2 separate regions of the Homo sapiens genome follow, and region 2 is linked to region 1. The links are chromatin loops, found by intact Hi-C in ENCODE. Cell type or tissue: PC-9. All regions are shown on one strand.

Region 1 (8,000 bases):
TAATAATTATTTTTAAAACTATACAGTGGGTAGGATTTACATACAATGAAATATTATTTAGCCTTAAAAGAGAAGGAAATTCTGACATGAGTGAACCTTGAGGATATCATGCTTAGCAATGTCAATCACAAAAGGACAAATATTTTATGATTCCACTTACAGGAGGCACCTGGAGTAGTGAAATAATAAAGACAGAAAGTAAAATGGTAGTTAGTTTTCAGGGGTTGGGGAGAAAAAGGAATGGAAAGTTAGTGGGTACAGAGCTTCAGTCGCGGAAAAAGTTCTGGAGATGGATGGTGGTGATAGTTGTACAACAATGTGAATGCACTTACTGCCACAGAACTGTATACTTAAAAATGGCTAAAATGGCCAATTTTATGTTATTTATATTTTATCACAATATTAAAAATATCTAGGCCAGGAAAAAAATAAAAACACACAGTCGTAAATAAGAGCACAGATTCATTTCGCTAAAAAGTTGTTCGGCCCGGCTTTGCGGGTGATGAGGCTGGAGGTGTCTGCATGGCCTGATGAGAAAGCACTTGTATTCTGGCCTAAGGAGTTTGCATTTTGCATGTCCTGAGGACAATAAGGAGTAACAGGATCCATTTTGTTAAAAAACAAAATTCTGGAAACAAGAAAAGAATGGACAGAAGAGGCTTGGGTGGGCAGGGAAAGAAGAGGGAGATCTAAACTCTGACTTTTTTTTTATCTTCCCCAAATTCCTACCTAAGGGGCCTCGGGAGTCACACCCTACAAACCATACAGTCTCATCAGAGGGTTTTTTGTTTGTTTGTTTTTGTTTTTTTGAGACAGAGTCTCGCTCTGTTGCCCAGGCTGGAGTGCAGTTCTGTGATCTTGGCTCACTGCAACCTCCACCTCCCAGGTTCCAGCGATTCTGTGCCTCAGCCTCCCAAGTAACTGGGATTACAGGTGTGTGCCACCACACCTGGCTAATTTTTGTATTTTTAGTAGAGACAGGGTTTCACCATGTTGGCCAGGCTGGTCTGGAACCCCTGACCTCAAGTGATCCACCCACCTCAGCCTCCCAAAGTGCTGAGATTACAGGCGTGAGCCACCGTGCACTGCGTAGAAGGATTTTTATTTAACCCCCCTATATAAGGTGGTCTGCTTTCCAACCTGGCTCTGGCATAACATCACATAACAAATAAGGAAGGAAATATAAATATTTAAACCCCAAATATATTTTCTTGCCATATCTTGAAATTGCCTGGCAAGGTTGTCTCTTGTGGGAAAAATCTATGGAGAATCTATAGAGATTCTATGGAGATTTCCCTTCCCCTCCCCTCCTTTTTCCTCTTTCTTTCCAGACCCAGGAGATACTCAACTAAGAGCCAGGTAACCTTTTAAGTGGGATAAGAAACATTTTACAACCTGCTCTCTCTGAAGTCTGCTGAAAGCTTCTTCAGAACAATAAAACTTGGTCACCACCATCCTTTATCTTAACCTAAACATTTCCTTTCTATTGGTCCCAGGTCTTTAGATAAACTCAACCAATTGTCAACCAGAAAACTTTAAAATCTACCTATAAGCTGGAAGCCCCCACCTCTCCCCCACCTACAAGTTGTCCCACCTTTCTGGAGCAAACCAATGTATTTCTTAACTGTATTTGATTGAAGTCTCACGTCTCCCTAAAATGTATAAAACCAAGCTGTGCCCTGACCACCTTGGGCACATGTTCTCAGGCCCTCCTGAGGGCTGTGTCATGGGCCATGGTCACTCATATTTGGCTCAGAATAAATCTTTGCAAATATTTTACAGAGTTTGGCTCTTTCTGTCAACAAGGAGTATTAGAGGGTACCTCTTGGAAGAGAACCTGGGTGCTGGGGGACAGGGGTGGGAAGGAGACCTATTTTTTACTATAAATCCTTTTGTTGGATTTCTACATGTATGTTCATTTCCTATAAAACGATAATTGTGTTTATTTTTAAAAGAAAAGCTCTTCAAGCAAATATGAGGGAAGAGAAGTACTTTCCCAAAGTGTGGTGGAAGGGAAGGGGGAGAGTTTGTGATGGGGTGGGGGTGATGGGCCTGAACTTCATCCAAGCCTCTGAGGACCCGAGGAGCAGAAACTTGTGGGGATGTGAGCTAGAAGGTGAAGCCCACCGGTTCCTAGGTGACCTCTCTCTGACTTCATGGGCCATGGAACAGGCTGTCTCCGTGGTAATCTCAACAATGCTCAAGGCAGTCAGTGCCTGGCAACTTTGGACTTAAGAGTATCCGGTAGGTGCAAAACATCAGCCAGGCACTTGGTGCCCAAAGCCTTTGATTACACCCCAGCTGGACATCTAGAGCCTGGACGTCAGCTTGGGGAAAACCACTTCTTATGCAGAAAGTAAAGCCCAGCAAAGGCCACCAGGTATTCCTAACAGGAATACACCTAACAGGGCCTTTCCTCCCCCTCTTCCCAGCCCCACCAACTCCTTCCCCACTCTTTGCCCTACAGGGAACCTCTGCACGGCCAAGCTAGGATATTGGGTTTCTGGACTCTTGCTAGAACTTCTCTGAGTCATTCATTTTCTTTTTATTTATATATACTGTGTTGCCTCAACTATATTGCACCATTTAGTCTCAGGTCTCTGGGAAAGAGAGGATCTCACAACAGAAACATTTTTCCAGAAAAACCCTGAGAGGGGGCTGGCCTCTTTGAGGGCTTAAATGTCTCTGCGACGTCACAGAGGCATGCCAATTTCTGTCTTAGTCCATTCGGACTGCTCTAACAAAAATAGCACAGACTGGGTGGCTTAAACAGCAGGCACTCTTTTCTCACAGTTCTAGAGGCTGGAAGTCCAAGATCAAAGTGCCAGCAACAGGCCTTGGGAGGGCCTGCCTCCTGGTTCATAGATGGCCATCGTCTCCCTATGTCTTCACACGGTGGAAGGGGCAAGGAAGGCTTCCCCACACACCTGCCCTTTACTCTGCGGAGCCCAGCTTCCTACTGCAGTAAACTCTCACATGGCCAAGAAGGTAAAGGTCTGCTCAGGGCATTCACCTCCTTTCAGTGGTTCTCCACATTCAGCCCAGATAGACTCAGCCAACAGGAAACCCATTAACCAAAAGCTTGTGTTCTGTTTGGCCTCTTACACATCAAAGGGAACATAACAGTGAAAATTATAATAAGCAACAATGATCATCATCATTTCCAAGAGACAACATCAGTGCCAGCAGTTCCAATGAGACCCTGGGGTGTCAGTCACTGTATCTGCAAACAGAAAATGCAACTCACCTGCCTCTCCAGGCATCAAGAGTGCTCATAACGCTTAGAAAACTGTAAATAGCTTATAACTGCCAGTTGCTGCTATTGTTCATAAGTGCTTTGGGGTCACAGCTCTCGAAATAATGAGAAGGTGTGCTCTCGGCAATGAAATTAAACAGGCATTTCAGGGCAACCTCAGCTCAGATCCCTGGAGAAAAAAAGAACCTACAGCTTACCTCCAGAGGGGCACTGAGGATCATGTTTCACCCTGAGAGGGGGCTGGCCATGGAAGGAAATGACCTGAGGTCGGGGTGGGCCTCCATTCTGCGGGAGAGGGCAGGGAAGATGCTTGGCTGCTCTCACAAAGGAGCTTCTAGGATCTGCCTCTTTTTTTTCCTCACCTCCTCCTAAGGGAAAAAGTTGTTTTCCTTCCTGCGCCTCAGGGCAGAGCAGAAGTTGAAATGGACTACTTGTTCCTAATATTATTTACAGTTCAGCAAAGGACTTGGGGTCTCCAGCCTCAGGTCTAGAAACTCCTTCCACAGCCACACCCTGAAAAGGACTAGGTTAGCAGCAAAGCTGGGGCTCCTGAGATAGTATGCGATCTTCTGGTGGCGCTTTAAGCTTGTGGTATAAACTGAGGTGGTCTCAGGTCTCTGGGAAAGAGAGGATCTCACAACAGAAACATTTTTCCAGAAAAGGGCGCAGCTTTAGAGTTGCCTTAATAACATGGGATCTAGCGCCACCTAGTGCCTGCTGCGGAGCTTGACATGGGTCTTGCTCTGATAAGGTGGTTTTGGTTTTTTTGGAAATTGGCTTTAACCAAGAGAGAGACCGAAATGGAGAAACACGTTTTCTGCACACAGGGCTGTCCTCATGCCCACGATGAGGGACTGAGAGTTTGGTGGAAGAAGCTGAAAAGCTACAATCTTAATGTGTCACGGACGGGGGTGTTGGGTGAGGGGATGGGGGAGTCTTTCTCTTGGAAGGAAGCTGGGGTGACTCACAAGTAATATTTAGAGTCTTAGTCCCAGAAGATTGGCTTGGATTTGTCTGCATGAATATTTTTGCTCACACTAGAAAAAAAATACTGGTGCTATTTTATGACTTCTATGCTTTTCAAACTAGTTTCTCAGAGCTCTCCCAGAGCCAGCATAGGGGCTGCTTACAAAAAGCCCTTGGAAGCTGCTTCACTGTGGAATCCACTCCCGCTCCTTGCTACTGCCTACAGGACAAGCAGCCCTCCTTTTTTGTCCTGCCACTGTCTGGCTGCCCTCTAACCCTCTACTAATTAAAGCCACCATTTGCTATTTGTTTAACGTGATTCATTTCAACCTCAGAACAGCCAAGGCAGTGGATATTGGTAATCTCAACTGATCTTTAGGGAGGTTACAGGACTTACTCAAGATCTTTCAGCTCATAAGCAGAAGTGGGATTTGAACCCAGAGTTATTGAGCTCCAAAAAATTTGTTCATTTCACTACAGTACTCCATCTGCACTGCTAGGGGTAGTGGCTATTGCAGAGGATGCTACAATGTCCAGGAGGTTCCAGGAGGTTCTTGAGGAGACAAAGAACCTCTGAACTAGAGGACTTCTAGCTTGGAGGACACTTCCTGCTCTGGGCCTGTCCCTGTGACTCCAAGGCCTGGCTCGATGCTTGGTGTAAACACCTCCCTCCTCACAGCATCTGCCCTCCCTCAACACAGACATTTCCTCAGCCTACACTTCTCCACCCTTGGAAACCACCCCAGAGGAATAATGAGAGCAAAGAGCAGGGCAGGGAGTTGGCAACTCTGTAGAATGCCAGGAGAATCGTGGATTTGTCTGACTTCTGGGCTTTGGCCTCATCTGGTGGAAAACTGTGAAAATTCCCTACTGGCTCCTCCCTTTCCTTCCCTCCAGGCCCCTCCACCATTCTCCACCAAATAGACACACCTCCAGAAGAAGGTTAAGTAAGGCTACTCTCTGGATGCCTCTGAAACAAAGTGGTTTGCTTAAATGTACAGATTCAGAAATAAAGTTTAAATGGGGCAGCAGGCTGCAGTGGGACCCACACCCTGACCTCCATAAATGGATAAATGTTCAGGCTGCTGGAAGACCATGGAGGTGGTTTGGGGGTATCCGAGGAGCACAGAATTAAGAGACTGGGACTTCAGTCCCCATTCTGTCACTCCTCAGCTCAGTAATTTTGGGCAAAGTCACTTAACTACTGTGAGCATCAGTTTCTTCACTCAGAGAATGAGGACAATGATTCTCTTACCTGTAAGCTAACAGATGAACAAGCGCTCGGTAAAGCCCTGTAAGGGTGTGAGGTACCATACAATGAAGGAACTATGGGCATGCAGGATTTAGCTGAGAGTGCCTTTACTCACTTCGTCCTTTCCCTACCTCTCCCTCTTCCCCAAAAGGAGTCTGTCTCCTATAAAAGGGGTCTTAATACAGACTCACACACACGCACACAGGGTCTTCAGTTCTTGTGGGCTTTTCATTTTTTTTTTCAGAGTTAAATCATCTTGGAAAACAGCTTTTCCAATAAAGACCCAGTGGCCAGGACTGCTGGATGCACTTTCTTTAAAGGTGGCGGGAAACGCAGAAGCAGGAAGGTCCAGGACGGCATCCATCCTGTGCAAGGAGAAGGTCCTAAAAGGCTATTTCCTCTGCTACCAACTAAGAAAGATGGACGTTTGTAGCTGGGCACGGAGGCTAATCATCCGTAATAGTCTGGCAGTGCTAATGCATTCAGGGGAGAGCAATTAATGCCTGTTGGGGAACATCAGGACAGAGCTTAGAGTCTTGCAGCCTCTGGCAAAACCAGTTTGAAAACCTCAGGCTCCATTTCTAGTTTAGGGTGTCTCCACCTGGCTTGGCAAACTCTGTGCCTCTGCAAGAGGGAAGAAATAGCTTCCTAAGTGAGGCTTGGGAGGAACAAAGGCCTCATTAGGATCAATCACTTATTCCAAGTACACATTCCCAAGAATCTCTATTGATGATCTCAGATACAAATGAAGTAGTAATTAAGGATGTAATGCAAATGATCTTCAGCTTAGTAACTCTCTGTAATTGAAATTTACTAAATTAAGTCTGAGATTTTTGAAACTAGGCCTTTAAAAAAAAATTCCCCGGTTATAATTACCCCTTCTCCTCCCTCCTACCCACCCTTCAGTAATGTAATTAGTTTAAAATAAGATCCGTGGTAGGGCTGATGATGCGCTGCCTACTGAAATGCTGGCCTCCTATCAGCAATCCCCAGGGAGTGAAGAGAACAGGGGCTCGCATCAGTCAGAAAGGCCACTGTCGTGTTACCAAATATAGGACAAGGAAACCGGACACAGAGCTTGTGATACCGACTGTGCTGGGCGGGAGAGATTTCTCAGCTCTCCCTTCTGTTTCTTTCCCCTCTGCCCACAGACCTGGGATAAGCTATGGACCATTCAGAGAAAGAAGGGAATAGACTGGAGTAGGAGAGGAATTGGAATGTTTAGGGGGTGCTGAGAAGGCCCCTGACAGGAGAGACAGAGGGCTTGGGCAGATCAGAAACCTGGCTGTTTTCTCAGAGGCCAGAGTGCTAAATCTCCATCAGTAATAGCCCTGCGACTCGTCCAAATCCTGTCCTCTGCCACCTGATAGGACCACCCCTGGCCTTAGCTCATTTCTCCTGATATGCCCCAGCAGAGGGCAATGCCCGCTAAGCTCAGCCTGCCCAGAACCCAAGAGGAGCCGTGTGGGCAGAGAAGGGGCCCCAGCAGGCGCTCCAGCCTCCCCGTTCTTTTCCCCAGTTTGGTTTTTGTCCCAAAGTGGGACAAAGAAAGAGGATTGAACATTGTCCTGGGTATGTTTGATCTTCTAGAAGAGCATATTGGCCTATTTCATTTAATTCAGATGAAAAGACCAGCTTGTCTTTGAGATCACACTCTAATTTCATCAGAGCTGTCATGTGAGAACAGAAGAGAAGCTACCCACAGCCTTCCTCCTTCCCTTCCCCACTCCTCCCCTCGCTCACCCCCACCCTCCCAGCCCACGGCTTCCTGAAACTGTTAGATCAACACAGAAACACCTGAAGCCCATTGACCCTCACAAGGCAAAAGCCAAAGGCTGCCAGGGCCATCTTAAGATGCCGCACGAGAACAGCAGCTCCCTGGCAGGCAGCACAGACCTGAAAGAAAATGCGTTCTCCCACTGGCCCCCAGCCTTTGAAAACTGCGTGTGCGCACGCGCCTGCTTTCTGTCATCCATTCACATCACCACTGTTAGAAACTTCCATAAATGCTCAACTGAAGCGCTTCTGTCAGAGACAAGCAGCAGAGTTGTTTCTGGAGAGCACAGCAGGTGTATGTTCCATTCGCAAATCAGATGGAAAACACAGACAATAGCAATCTTGTCTCTGAATAAGCCCTTGCTTAAAAGTTGCCCTTAGCTAATGTGGGCACGTTGACTGTTGGATCTTGGTGCCCAGTGTAGGGCCTGGCACGTGGTAGGTGCTTGATAAATATTAGCTGAGTGAATAAATGAATGACTCACTCTTCTTCAAAAACTTTCAGGAGCTTCTCAGTGGTATGGAAAAATGACATGATTCTAAAATCTGGTATTGGGGATCCTGCAATCAGATGCCTGCCTGCCTTGCCCGCCTGGTCCCATGTTGCCAGGCTGGAGTGCACTGGGCCGATCTCGGCTCACTGCAACCTCTGCCTCCCGGGTTCAAGCGATTCCCCTGCCTCAGCCTCCTGAGTAGCTGGGACTACAGGCACATGCCACCACACTTGGCTAATTTTTTGTATTTTAGTAG
Region 2 (8,000 bases), 710 kb before region 1:
CACGAAGAAAAAAAAAAAGAGAAAAGCGTAAAAAAAAGAAGTGCCTCACATGGGTCCTTTGACTCCCATGTTTATATAAATGCTATTAGACCTCCACGAGGAGTACCAGATGAATTTAAAGCCCGAGATCAAATAGCTGCAGAATTTAAGTCAATATTTTGATGGGTGACAATTAATAAGAACATAGATTAGGTAAATTACATTTATTACAACCAACAGCGGTTTATTAACTACATTAGAGATGCTGTTAAAGGAATAGGTGAGCGATTAGGGGCTACTAGCCAGATGGCTTGGGAAAATAGAAGAGCCTTAGACACGGTATTAGCAGAAAGAGGAGTTTGCGTCATGATTAAAACTCAAGGTTGTACCTTCATCCCAAACACCACCGCCCCTGATGGACGTATAACAAAGGCATTGCAAGGTCTAACCGCTCTGTCTAGTGAGTTAGCCAAAAACCCAGGGGTAAATGATCCCTTTACAAGGTGGCTAGAAAAATGGTTTGGTAAATGGAAAGGAATCATAGCCTCGATTCTTACTTCTCTCGCAGCCGTAGTAGGTGTACTCATTCTTGTTGGGTGTTGTGTCATACCATGCATCTGTGGGCTGGTGTACAAACTCATACAGGCAGCACTTACTAAAACCTCCCTTAATTCTCCTCCACCTTATTCAGAGAAGCTTTTTCTTTTAGAGAATCAAACAGAACAGCTAAGCCAAGACATGTTAAGGAAGTTTGAAGAGAAAGAACTATAAAAATTCAAGAAGGGGGATTGTTAAATATAGTAGACCCCAAGTTTCTCTTCAAAGAATCAGTATGTCAGTATGTTCAGTTCTCTTATTCTTTGATTCTCCATTTTAAAGTTTAACTTCCTGGTTCTCTTCACCCCTTTGCTTCTAGTTTCAGTAAACAACTTTCTCGCGAGTCCTAATCAGTAGTTCACATCTGTTCCCCTGGTCACCTGCTCCATCCTGACTCATCCTGGTCACCTGCTGTGACCTAAGTCACCTTTAGTTACCTGTTCCTAACCGTCCTTCCTGCCACACTACTCACCCTGCCACTCTGGCTCATACCTTTGCTCTCTTTAAAATAGCCAGTTGGAATTAGCTTAGACTGTGCGGTCCAACCCTAGCCAATAGGGAAACAACACAGCAGTAGGGGCTACCTGCCTCAGGAATAAGAACTCCTTGCCCTTCCCTGTCCAGGTGTGCTGTTGCCATTACTCCATTCGCGAGTTACACTCTTCTATAGAAGTAAAAATTGCCTTGCTGAGAAAATTAAATTTATGTTTGAGTGCTGTTTCTTCGTGGCACTGGGGAACAAGCATTTCTAACAGCAGTGTAGAGGAAAGAACTTGGCTGGGACCTTACCCTCCTGCCTCACTGATGGAATGAGACATCTGCAGAGGAAGCTGATTTGGGGTAAAGACAATGAGTTGATTTGGGGCATGAAAGTGAAAGTAAGATTCCCAGATGGTGCTGCCTTTTGTCTTTTTTTAATTTTTATTTTTTGAGACGGAGTCTTGCTCTGTCACCGAGGCTGGAGAGCAGTGGCATGTTCTCGGTTCACTGCAATCTCCACCTACAGGGTTTAAGTGATTCTCCTGCCTCAGCCTCCCGAGTAGCTGAGACTACAGGTGAGCACCACTACACCCAGCTAATTTTTTGTATTTTTAGTAGAGGCTGGGTTTCACCGTGTTAGCCAGGATGGTCTCAATCTCCTGACCTCGTGATCTGCCAGCCTCGGCCTCCCAAAGTGCTGGGATTACAGGCATGAGCACCGCGCCCGGCCCTGCCTTTTCTCTTGTTGGAGACATGGAGCTCAAGTTAGGAAGTCAGGGATGGAGATGAAGATGGGATGGTCGATCATATAGATGTAATGCTTAAAGCTACAGACAGGGAAGAGATTTCCATAGGCATGGAAGTGTAAAGCTGGAAAAGCCAAGGGCAGTTGCTGTAACACTATTCCTTCAGCCGTTTTCACCAGAACTTTGGAAACTTGCATCTGGAATGAGTAGGTGAAGTGAATTAGATTTTCCAACTGTATGGTGCAGGCTGCATCAACATCTATGTGCAACCCACAGACTTCATGTCCAACATTCACATCTTATGACATTGTCTCATTGTTAAGCATCTTGAGGTAGGATAACTTTTTGAGCTACAAATGTGGAATTTCCTCTTGTATTTCCCCACTTTTCCTCCTCAGGCAGGCTTCGTTTTACTTTCCTCAGGAGCTGGCAGGCTGAAGGCAGAAATTGCCTGCAAAACACTTCTTTTCCTGGCTTTGTTTTCAAAAGCCTAAGTCCCCTGATGTGTCTGAGTGTACAGTGTACTGGAGGGAGAGGAGACAGGAAGCAGCTCTGACGGAAACCCTAGCAGGCAGTGGTGGATTTCCCCCAGGGTAAAAGATTGCTCCAAGCCAGGGGAGGGGTCCAGGGTCCTGCAATAGCTGGGACCTGTGCTCTGCCCTCTGACAACACCCCAGGGGAGTGGTCAGATCTCAGAGAGGAACAGTTACAGGGCTCCCAGCCTCACCAAATATCCATATGTCCCAAGGGTGGCGTGAAAGCTAGTGGGCTGTTAGAACTGAGGGAACCAGATAAATTGGGCCCTGGTGGCCTTGACAGTGACCAGTAATGATCTATAACTGCAGGGTCTTCCTAGGACCTTGAAGGATGGCCTGAAGTAGAAAATCCTGTTGGGTTTGGAGTAGAAATTAAGTTGGTTTAAATTTATTATTATTATTATTTGTTTTTCTTTTTTCCTTTTTTTTGAGGCAGAGTCTCGGTCTGTTGCCCAGGCTGGAGTGCAGTGGTGCGATCTCTGCTCACTGCAGCCTCTGCCGCCTGGGTTCAAGCAATTCTCCTGCATCAGCCTTCTGAGTAGCTGGGATTACAGGTGCGCGCCACCACGCCTGGCTAATTTTTGTGTTTTTAGTAGAGACGGGGTTTCACCATGTTGGCCAGGCTGGTCTCAAACTCCTGACCTTGTGATCCATCCGCCTCGGCCTCCCAAAGTGCTGGGATTACAGGCATGAGCCACCACTCCCGGCCTTATTATTTGTTTTGTTTAGAGAGGGGGTCTTGCTCTGTCCCAGGCTGGAGTGCAGTGGCATGATGATAGCTCACTGCAGCTTCAAACTCCTGGGCTCAAGCGATCCTTCTGCCTTAGCTTAGGACTACAGGTGTATGCCACCATGCCTGGCTATTATAATTTAATTTAATTTAATTTTTTTTTTTTTTTAGACATGGGGTCTTACTATGTTGCCCAGGTTGATCTTAGACTTCTGGCCTCAAGCAGTCCTCCCTCCTTGGCCTCCCACAGGCCTGGGATTACAGATGGGAGCTACCATTCCCAGCCTCGTAATGGAAATTTAAAAATTTTATAAGGAATAGCTATACTACATCAATAATACTGCCTGACCATCTTTGTACATATAACTTTTTTATATACAGGAATTTTTTTTTTAAAGATAGATTCACAGAAGTAGAACTACTGATTGAAAGGGTATAGACATTTTTAAGCATCTTGATACATGTGGCTTAAATGCCACATGTATGGCCTAAACTGATTGAGTCTTTTCAGGTTTGGATTTTAAAACTAGAACCCTCTCTTCAGTGGAGTGGGATGGGGGAAACACTGGAAACCTCATGGGAAGCAGTTGCAATATTTCATATGAAATGCGAGGAAGGGCCAGACTGAGATTATGGCCATGGGGAGAGAGAAAGGGATAAAATCCCCTATCATTCAGGAGGTGCTATCAATAACCCATCTCTGCATATGGGTGAAGAAGTGAAGGGGAGGCAACAATCAAGATCCCCTTACTAATTTCCAGTTGAAAATCGAGTAGATGAAAATCCTATCAACTAAGAGGCAATGTGGCTTGGTGGTAAATGCCTGTGTTTTGGATCTAACTGACCAAGTTCAAATTCCAACTGTCCCAACTAATTAGCTGCATGGCCTTGGGCAGGTTGTTAAAACTCTCTGAGCGCATATGCCTAGATTTCCTTATTTGTGAAATGAGGATAGTAGCGTTTATGCCTACCAAAGAACTGTAAGGATTAAATGTGAATTTTTTTTTTTTTTTGAGACAGAGTCTCGCTCTGTCGCCCAGGCTGCAGTGCAGTAGCATGATCTCGGCTCACTGCAGCCTCCACCTCCCGGATTCAAGCAATTCCCCTGCCTCAGCCTCCCAAATAGCTGGCACTACAGGAAAGCACTACCACGCCCAGATGATTTCTGAATTTTTAGTAGAGACGGGGTTTCACCATGTTGGCCATGCTGGTCTTGAACTCCTGGCCTCAAGCGATCCTCCCCCCTTGGCCTCCCACAGTGCCCGGCCATAAGTGTGAAAATGTCTTTAACCGCCTGGCCCATTGGGACTTTGAAGAAATTAATGAAAACAGATAATACTAATAGAAGAGGATGTACAGAGGGTTAAAGAATATATTTGGTTTGAGATCCATTTGTTTAAGATGCATGAAATCTCACGAAATGGACTTTATCTTGGTATGCTTTTATTTTTTTAATTTTAACTTTGAAATAATTTTTCCTTTATACTTCTTTCTGTACACTGCTGCTTTCATTTTTTTTTAAGAGACCTAAAGGTATGATAGGGACAAGGAAAGAGAGGGTGGTGATCCTGTTGCCCTTGTGGGTAAGGACTGCGGAGGCAGTGGTGCAGTTCTCAAGCATGACCACAAGGTGGAGTCCGTAGTAAGTGGAAATGGTTTACCCTGCGTGGGAGGAGACTGGGCAGGATCCTGGAGCAGATTCGGTGGCAGCCGCAGAGCCCTCGGTCCAGTTCTGCAGGCGAGTCCCATCTAGCCTCTTCTGCCTTTTGGTGACTGACTTTTCACGATGTAAAGTTAATCACAGTTACACATAACAGCCACCACACACTCCCAGGACCCCAAAGAAACCATGAAGAAAATAATCACAAGCATAACAGTTCACCTTTTGGTGGTTCTCCATTGCCAGTTGCATGAGCTCCCAACTCCTTGACTTTCAGTTCTGGGACTTCCAGTCTATGAGACCCCACTTACCTTTCTGGAATCTTCTCCTAATACTTTTCTACCTGGCCCATAGGCTCCAGTCAACTGCCTACTCACGGATCCCCAAAAATGCCCCTCATTTTCACCTTGCCTTTTGCTTGTTCTGTTCCCTGTTTCTGGAAAGTGATTTCTCCATTTCTGCTTATTGAAACCTCAGTAATACTCGAAGAACTCGTTACATCTGTGAGGGCTCTTTATGTTTCAAGTAACACCCGGACAATAAAGGGAATCTAATGGCTCCTATACTGAGAAATATCGAGGTATCTAGTTAGCTTCAGGTGACGTCTGTTCAGCAGCTTGGACAGCACCACAGGTGACTTGGTTTTACTCCATTTTTGTCTTCTGCCTTTTGCTGTGTCGGCTTGCGTTCAGAACCCCTAGTGGCTCTTTCAGTCCTCCCCTAGCAGGTAGGTGTGCTCCGTATCTTCCTTCTGCTTCTTAACGTCTCTATTCTTCTCCTCCCTGCTCAGTGCCCTTGGAGGATGACCTGGCTTAGATTTGCGGGCTTCCTTGCCTTCTGTCTTCCACTTGGGTTTGGCCAGTGAGGAGCACCAGCATGGGCTCCACGGATGGCTGGGCTATTAATTAAATCTCTGTCTTCCATGGTGCACAGCACAGGCTGCCTTCATCCCTCATCTATGAGGTGACAGTCTCCATATCTCTATCTCTGCATTCCAGCAACCACCCTCTGTAGGCCTAGGGTGGTAATGGCCCCAAGATATTTCATTATTCCTTAAGTTTTCCCTACACATGCTCACACTTTTGCAAACTGTCCATGTTTTTTTTTTTTTTTAAATAGAGATAGGGTCTCACTCTGTCACCCAGGCTGGAGATCATAGTTCACTGTGGCCTCGAACTCCTGGGTTCAAGAGATCCTCCCGCCTCAGCCTCCTAAGTAGCTGGGATTACAGGTGTGCACCGCCAACAGTCCACTTACTAACTGCTCCTCAAATTGTCCAGTTTGAGTGTGCCATCTGCTTCCTGCTGGGACCTTGACTGATATAGCAATCCCGAATCACACATCTTCATACTACACTGCTCAGTGGTAGAAAGGCGGGAGAAAGAGGTTCTCTTTTGGCCATTTTAACAGGAAAGAGAGTATGCTTCTTGCCCGGCAAACAACTTTTAAATTCTTTTTTATTTTATTTTATTTTTTTGAGACGGAGCCTCGCCCTGTCATCCAGGCTGGAGTGCAGTGGTGTGATCTCAGCTCTCTGCAACCTCCCCCTCCGGGTTCAAGCCATTTTCCGGCCTCAGTCTCCTGAGTAGCTGGGATTACAGGTGCACGCCACCACGCCCAGCTGATTTTTTCTATTATTAGTAGAGATGGGATTTCACCATGTTGGCCAGGCTGGTTTTGAACTCCTGACCTCAAGTGATCTGCCCGTCTCAGCCTCTCGAAGTGCTGGGATTACAGGCGTGAGCCACTGTGCCTGGCCCCAGCAAACATCTTGATTATTTTTGGCCTCAGTTGTAATCTGCCTAAACTAATAAGAGACTTTCTTGGTGCCAAGGGTGGGTCATTTCAAGCCAAACCCCATGACTGAAATAGGCAAAGGGTGGTTCCCCCAGAACAGAATCAAGATGCAGCAGTGCTAACTGGAAGAAGGAGAAAATTCAGCACCTTCTTCCCAAATGCCATCTCTTTCTTTGAAGCTTGTCCTTATTCCCCCAAGAGGATACAACATGATGGCCAACAAGATGGTGTAGTTCCCAAGATGGAGATTATAGTGTAGTTGGGGAAACAATTATTTAATTTAACTTTTTCTTTTTTAGGGTCTCACTCTGACACCCAAGCTGGAGTTCAGTGGCACCATCTCAGCTCACTTTAGCCTCGACCTCCCAGGCTCAAGTGATCCTCCCGCCTTAGCCTCCCGAGTAACTGGGACTACAGGTCTGCACCACCACACTTGGCTAATTTGTAATTTTTTTTATAGAGACAGGATCTCACTATGTTGCCCAGGCTGGTCTCAAACTCCTGGACACAAGTAATCCTCCTGCCTCAGCCTCCCAAAGTACTGGGATTACAGGCATGAGCCACTGCACCCACCATGGGGAGACACTTAAATACACAAAGAATAATGATCTATTACATTAAGTACTGGGAAGGAAACAAATGAGGTGCTGAGGGAAGAAAAACATGGATGACCTATTAAAGATCATGTGACCAGGGAAGGCTCCCCTGAGGAGGTGACATTTAAGCTGAGGCTGGAAAGATGAGAAAGAGACAACAAGTGATGGGAAAGGACAGGAATTCCAGGCATTCTTTTTATTTGTTTGTTTGTTTGTTTGAGACAGAATCTTGCTGTGTCGCCCAGGCTGGAGTGCAGTGGCACAATCTTGGCTCACTGCAACCTCCACCTCCAGGTTCAAGCAATTCTCCTACCTCGGCCTCCAGAGTGGCTGGGATTACAGGCACGCACCACTATGCCCAACTAATTTTTGTATTTTCGGTAGAGACGGGGGTTCCCCATGTTGGTCAGGCTGGTCTCGAACTCCTGACCTCAAGTGATCCACCCACCTTGGCCTCACAAAGTGCTGGAATTACAGGAATGGGCCACCATGCCCAGCTGAATTCCAGGCATTCTGAGGTGCACTGGCTAGAGAATGAATAGATACCAAATGTGGAGGCACTTAGGTGAGGCCACTGTGGCTGAAGTGAGGTGGGCAAAGGGTAGAGCCATCTGGGTGAGGCAGGAGAGGCAGGCGGGGCTTCCTGGACCAGTGTTTGGATTCCAGCTGGGTGCAGAGAAGAGACCCTGAAGGATATTCAGCAGGGGTGAAAATCTGATTTCTGTTTTAAGATCACCCTGGAAATAGAGGCACTCATTTGGAAGATGCTGTGTTGTCTAGGTGACAGATGGCAGAGACGTAGAGAGGGTGCCAGCTGTGGAGATGGAGAAAACCAAACAAATCGAGCTGTATTTTACAGGTAGAATCAGCATGATGATT

What was found. Peaks named below come from ENCODE experiments on the same cell type or tissue, not always from the same donor. Only the 100,000 strongest peaks of a DNase experiment are listed, where the experiment ranks them.
Region 2: it touches region 1 in a loop (6-fold over the local background); 9 of 110 quality-filtered maps call a loop at or near these places.

Annotation. Positions count from the first base shown.
Region 1 is chr2:64,327,013-64,335,012 of GRCh38, reverse strand. It overlaps LOC105374769 (a long non-coding RNA gene), which reads left to right and starts at 2,234. Exons shown (of 3, transcript NR_187908.1): 1 at 2,234-2,380; 2 at 2,794-2,988; 3 at 4,346-4,532. RefSeq lists an enhancer at 6,975-7,134. In PC-9, CTCF peaks have their summits at 3,779, 3,984 (motif pointing left) and 6,861 (motif pointing right); DNase peaks (open chromatin) are centred at 3,952, 4,932 and 7,692; H3K4me3 peaks cover 668 bases; H3K27ac peaks cover 336 bases.
Region 2 is chr2:65,037,545-65,045,544 of GRCh38, reverse strand. All of the region lies in intron 2 of LINC02576 (long intergenic non-protein coding RNA 2576), which reads right to left. Among named protein-coding and RNA genes, the nearest start is that of LINC02576, 11 kb to the right of the region's middle. RefSeq lists an enhancer at 4,844-4,933. In PC-9, CTCF peaks have their summits at 4,471 and 4,678 (motif pointing right); DNase peaks (open chromatin) are centred at 951 and 4,714.